2 separate regions of the Homo sapiens genome follow, and region 1 is linked to region 2. The links are chromatin loops, found by intact Hi-C in ENCODE. Cell type or tissue: heart right ventricle. All regions are shown on one strand. Each heading gives the region's core, and the rest is flanking DNA. Links, peaks and the distances in the headings are about the cores only. Region 1 overlaps SPDYC (speedy/RINGO cell cycle regulator family member C). Region 2 overlaps VPS51 (VPS51 subunit of GARP complex).

The links. Peaks named below come from ENCODE experiments on the same cell type or tissue, not always from the same donor. Only the 100,000 strongest peaks of a DNase experiment are listed, where the experiment ranks them.
Region 1: it touches region 2 in a loop (9-fold over the local background); 36 of 110 quality-filtered maps call a loop at or near these places.

Annotation. Positions count from the first base shown.
Region 1 is chr11:65,171,822-65,174,734 of GRCh38, reverse strand. SPDYC (speedy/RINGO cell cycle regulator family member C) reads right to left here. Exons shown (of 7, transcript NM_001008778.3): 3 at 2,734-2,792; 4 at 2,404-2,489; 5 at 2,130-2,301; 6 at 1,721-2,051; 7 at 1,361-1,552. The coding sequence ends at 1,518. It also overlaps the pseudogene PGAM1P8. Among named protein-coding and RNA genes, the nearest start is that of SPDYC, 3.0 kb to the right of the region's middle. In heart right ventricle, for the core only: no CTCF peak of the experiment used is centred there; no DNase peak of the experiment used is centred there.
Region 2 is chr11:65,099,399-65,102,311 of GRCh38, reverse strand. The region is part of intron 2 of VPS51 (VPS51 subunit of GARP complex); the gene reads right to left. Among named protein-coding and RNA genes, the nearest start is that of VPS51, 4.6 kb to the right of the region's middle. RefSeq lists a silencer at 1-75. In heart right ventricle, for the core only: a CTCF peak has its summit at 1,456 (motif pointing left); no DNase peak of the experiment used is centred there; H3K27ac peaks cover 1,208 bases.

The DNA.
Region 1 (2,913 bases), core at 313-2,812, 72 kb before region 2:
TTTACTAAGGACTTGTGGGGAGGAACCATGCTAAGCCATGACCAATGAGGAGAAGCAACAGAGCCTGTCTGTCCCCAGGAGCCAGTCCTCTGCTCGTCTGCAGTCAGGCCACTGCCTGAGGGCTCTAGTCATTCCAGTGGAAGATGAATGTAACCTGCATGGTGATGTGACAACTGTTTCCTCCCTGACGCCAGAGGAGCTGGCTCTAGAAGGTTGGGATCAATCCTGAATTTAGTTATGTGTTACATTTAATTTAAGAAGTATAGTATATATAAATAATACAAAACAATAACCCTTCTGGGGTTTCTCGTGGCGGTTGAAATAGTCCCACATGTAGTCATCAGAAAATAAGCCATTCCTCATACCAATATAGGATCAGCTCCTTGACCTCTGAGGGGCAGGAGTGCTTCCTGGTGTGGGTATTACAATCCCTTCCTGCCTTGTTTCGTGACAGTGAAATGCCTCTTGGTCCTGTCCAAGTATGTCTTTCACTGATTTCTGAATCATGTTCTACTTGCTTGGCCCTGCCACATGGGTCCAGTGTTCATCTGAGCATAACTGTACTAAATCTTTTTCCAGATCAGTATAATAAAGGAGTGATGTGAAAAAAAAAAAAAAGAAAGAAAAAAAGAAATTAACCCTTTTGAGTCCTCATGTCTCTTGGGGGAGGGGGGTTGTTTATTATAATTACAATATTATATTTGACTGTAGCTCAAGGAAGGGATCAAGTCTTATTCCTAAGTAAACCTGGCCCTGAAGGCATTTCTAGACTAAATAAAGAGCTGTCTTCCATTCAAGTTTTGTTTCCCAATATGTTCCTGGCCTTTTTTTTTTTTTTTTTTGAGACAGAGTCTCACTCTGTCGTCCAGGCTGGAGTGCAGTGGCATGATCTCAACTCGCTGTAACCTCCGCCTCCACAGTTCAAGCAATTCTCCCACCTTGGCGTCCCGAGTAGCTGGGATTATAGGCACCTGCCACCATGCCTGGCTAGTTTCTGTATTTTTAGTAGCAAAGGGGTTTCACCATGTTGGCCAGGCTGTTTTTGAACTCCTGACCTCAAGTGATCCACCCGGCTCAGCCTCCCAAAGTGCTGGGATTACAGGTGTGAGCCACCACGTTCGGCTCCCTGGCCCTCTTCTAAGGGCTGCAGATACCTCATCTCATTTAATCCCATCTAGACTGTGTAGATCTCATCATCCATAGGCATGGATAGCACAGAGATGAAACTGAGGCTCAGAATAACTGGCCACCAATGGGAAGGGGCCAAGCTGTTACAGAGCCTGTGCTCACATGTTGTAACCCTGGTAGATACCCCCTCCCCACCCCAACCTTGGGTCAAGGAACCAGGCCAGGACCTAAGCACAGTTGGTGTCCTGTGGACATGAATTTATTAGAGGGGACTGGCACCAGAGTGGGCACAAGCTGCAGGCTGGGAGGAAGGGGCAGGGGTGGGAGCACAGCCAATGGTGTGTCAGTCAGTGGGCCAGCAGGCGTGCTGTTCTTCACCCTGCAGAGCTTCAGTGCCCAGGGCGTGCCGGAGGCTTTGGGAAGACTGGGGAGAGGAAAGAGTGAGGCTCAGAGAAGAAACCTGCCAAGCTCACACGGGAGGGGCAGCACGTCGACCCCAGGCCCATGGCCCTCTCTCTCATATTGTTGGTCCTCACTCCTGCCTCCCAAGCTCCCACACCAGCCCCCAGCTCCTGTCCCATCCTGCACTCACTGCGGAGGGAGTAGGTGCCTGGTTCCAGTTGCATCTGGGGAGGCAAGACGATGAGAAAGTCCCCACCCCAGGCGTTTTTGACCCTTGAGAGATAATTTTGGGAGGGAGGGCGATGACATTCAGAGGTCAGAGAAGGGCACTTGGATGACACAGGCTTAAGCAAGTGGCTGCTGCAGTGCTGGGGCAAACCACAGGGGGAACAGTGGGGCGGCGAGAGGCCAGGGCCCCGGGGAAGGCGAACAGGGACCTGTGGACAGACCCTCTGAACCCCACCATGGTGGGGGCGCCGGTCCCGAGTCCAAGCCCAGTGGAATGGCTCCTTTGCCATGACCTGGGAGGAGCAGAGTGGACAGTAAATGGGGTGGGAACCCCAGCCTTCCCCACACCCCAGGTTGCCTCCCAGCCTCACCTCCTCACAGCACTGGCGGCTCACAACAGCCCGGAAACCCATCCGTGCCCAAAGCTTATCCCTCTGGTGCAGGAATTTCCCCACTCGTAAACACCAATCTTTTCCCAGGGCCCATGGAAAAATCTCACATTTGGGGCCCTCCAGGTCCTCCTCCATGTCGTTTGCAAGGTACCTAGCCACAGAGGCACAAGGTCAGGGAGCAGAGGCCACACATCTGCCCTGTCCCATCTGACACCTCCAGCAAATGCCTCCACTGCCTGCCCCCACCACTCACAGGGCCAAGAACAGGCTGCTGTGGGTATACTCGCTGAGCTTCAGGTGGGCGCGCTGGAAGTAGACCAGCACCATGGCCAGGAGATACTGCAGAGACAGATCGGGGTGGGGGGTTAGTTATTCTCTGAGGAGGAGGGGCTTGCACCCAGGTTCATTTGCACCCAGGGAGGTTTTGCTGCAGGGAAAGAAAGTCAGTAAAATGGTGGGAAGTGGTGTGCAAAGATGAGGGGGTAAGGATGGAAGGTGAGTGGCTCTCCCTACCAGACCAGGGCACTCAATTCCCACCAACTCAACCTGACCCTCAAGAGACCCCCAGCCTGTACTCCCTCACCTTATCTGAAATCTGGAAGCAGGGGTCTTTGGAGAGGAATTCCTGGACAAAACTGTCCTCTGAGGGTAGAGAAGACATGACAGGACGCAGGTTACCACCACCTCCATGGAGAAGAGTGGCATCAGAAGCTCCAAAGCCCAAGCCACCACTGAACCCTCTCTCTCTTTCTCTTTTTCTCCC
Region 2 (2,913 bases), core at 147-2,646:
AAGCAGGCTGGGCACAGTGGCTCACGCCTGTAACCCCAGCACTTTGGGAGGCCAAGGCAGGTGGATCACCTGAGGTCACCTGCCTGACCAACATGGTGAAATCCCGTCTCTACTGAAAATACAATAATTAGCCAAGTGTGGTGGCAGGTGCCTGTAATCCCAGGTACTTGGAAGCCTAAGACAGGAGAATCACTTGAACCCCGGAGGCGGAGGTTGCAGTGAGCCGATTGGGCCACTGCACTCTAGCCTGGATGACAGAGCAAGACTCTGTCTCAAAAAAAAAAAAAAAAAAAAGCTTGTTAAGAAAAGCAGTTTGTAACCAGGGAGAGTGAAAGCCATCTGGATGCGAGGATGTTGGCTACCTTGGGAGGGGACTGGGTGGTAACTGGTAGGAGGCTCAGGGGGCTTTGCTGGTTATGCTGTTTCCCGACCTGGATGCTGATTATGTGACTGTGCTCCCTTTGTGAAATCCATGGAGCTGTCCACTTATGTGCACTTTTCTGTATGTCTGTTAATTTTCTTTTTTTTTTTTTTTTTTTTTTTTTTTTTGAGACAAGGTCTGGCTCTGTCACCCAGGCTGGAGTGCAGTGACACAATCTTGGCTTACTGCAACCTCTGCCTCCCAGGTACAAGCCTTCCACCTCAGCTTCCTGAGCAGCTCGGACTACAGGGACACAACACCACACCCAGCTAATTTTTGTATTTTTTGTAGAGACAGGTATAACCTGTTGGCCAGGATGGTCTCGAACTCCTGAGCTCAAGCAATCTGCCTGCCTCTGCCTCACAAAGTGTTGGGATTATAGGTATGAGCCATAATCCCACCTGGGCTCTGTTAATTTTCAGTGAAATGTACTGTCAAAGACTGCTTTGTCTTTGCCTAGAGAAAAGAATTAGGAGAGGCTTTTCCCTGTATAATGTTTGAGATCTTTCTAATTTTGACACAAGTAAATGCATTATTACATAATGAAACTCAATGTCTAGGTGAGAGGTTGGCAAACTACAGCCTGCAGGCCAAATCTGGCTCAATGCCTGGTTTTCTTTTTAATTGGGATATAATTGACATACCAATTCAGTGGTTTTTAATATGTTTAATATATTCACAAGGTTGTACAACCAACCTCACTACGTAATTCCAGAACATTTCATCATCCCCTAAAGAAACCCTGTAACCCTTGGCAGTCATTCCTTATTCCCCCACTCCTAGAACTTGGCAACCATTAATCTAGTTTCTGTCTCTATGGATTTGTCTATTCGCTACAGAATACATTTAACAGAAATGGAATCATAGGCATATGAAACATTAGCATGTTTCCAAGGTTAATCTATGTTGTAGCCTGTGTCAGTATGTTATATCTATTTTTATGGCTGAATAATATTCCACTGTGTGGATATTTGTTTATATTCATTCAATTGATGGCCATTTGGATTGCTTCCACCTTGTGGCTATTATAAAAAGTGCTGCTATTGGCCAGGCATGGTGGCTCTTGCCTGTAATCCCAGTACTTTGGGAAGCCGAGGCAAGCGGATCACTTGAGGTCAGGAGTTCAAGACCAGCCTGGCCAACAAGGTGGAATCCCGTCTCTAGTAAATATACAAAAAATAAAAATAAAAAAATTAGGCGGGTGTGATGGTGCACACCTATAATCCCAGCTACTCAGGAGGCTGAGGCAGGAGAATCGCTTGAACTGGGGAGGCGGAGGTTACAGTGAGCCAAGATGGCACCACTGCACTCTAGCCTGGGTGACAGAGCTAGACTCCATCTCAAAAAAAAAAAAAAAAAAAAAAACACTGCTATGAACACTTGTGTACATGTTTTTATGTGAACATGTTTTCAATTCTCTTTGGTATATTCCTAGGAGTAAAATTGCCGATCATATGGTAATCTTGTGTGTGGTTTTGAAGAATGGTCAAACTGTCTTCCACACTGGGTGCAGCATTTTGTGGTTTGGATTTGCATTTCCCTAAGACCTAATGATGCTGAGCATATTTATATGTGCTTTTCGGCCACTTGTATGTTTTCTCTGGAGAAGTGTCTATTCAAATCCTTTGCCCATTTTAAATTAGGGTTATTTGTCTTTTTAGCCCTGAGCTAAAAAACGTTCTTTTTATGTTCTGAACACTAGATTTTTATTAGATAACTAACTTGCAAATATTTTCTCCCATTCTGTGGGCTGTCCTTTTATTATTATTTATTATTATTATTATTTTTGAGACGGAGTCTCGCTCTGTTGCCCAGGCTGGAGTGCAGTGGCGCGATCTCGACTCACTGCAACCTCCGCCTCCTGGGTTCAAGCGATTCTCCTGCCTCAGCCTCCTGAGTAGCTGGGACTACAGATGCCTGCCACCATGCCTGACTAATTTTTGTATTTTTAGTAGAGATGGGGTTTCACCATATTGGCCAGCCTGGTCTCAAATGCCTGACCTCAGATGATCCACCCGTCTCGGCCTCTCAGAGTGCTAAGATTATAGGCATAAGCCACCGCACCTGGCCTTTTTATTTATTTATTTATTTTTTGAGACTAGGTCTTGCTCTGTCACCCAGGCTAGAGTGCAATGGTGAGATTATAGCTCACTGCAATCTCCAGCTCCTGGGCTCATGTGATCCACCCACCTTAGCCTCCCCAAGTAGCTGGGTTTATTCTAACAAGTGTGTGCCACCATACCCAGCTATTTTTTTTTTTCTAGATATCGGGTCTCACTATGTTGCACAGGCTGGTCTCAAACTCCTGGGCTCAAGTGATCCTCCCACCTCAGCCTTCCAAAGTGCAGGGATTACAGGCATGAGCCACTGTGCTCAGCCCCATCCATTCCTGCCAGTGCAGCTGGAGGAATCTATTCAAACCAGAAATCTGAGCACATCACTCATTTGTTTTAGCTCTCTGTGGATAAAAGCCAAATCCCTAATACATTCTG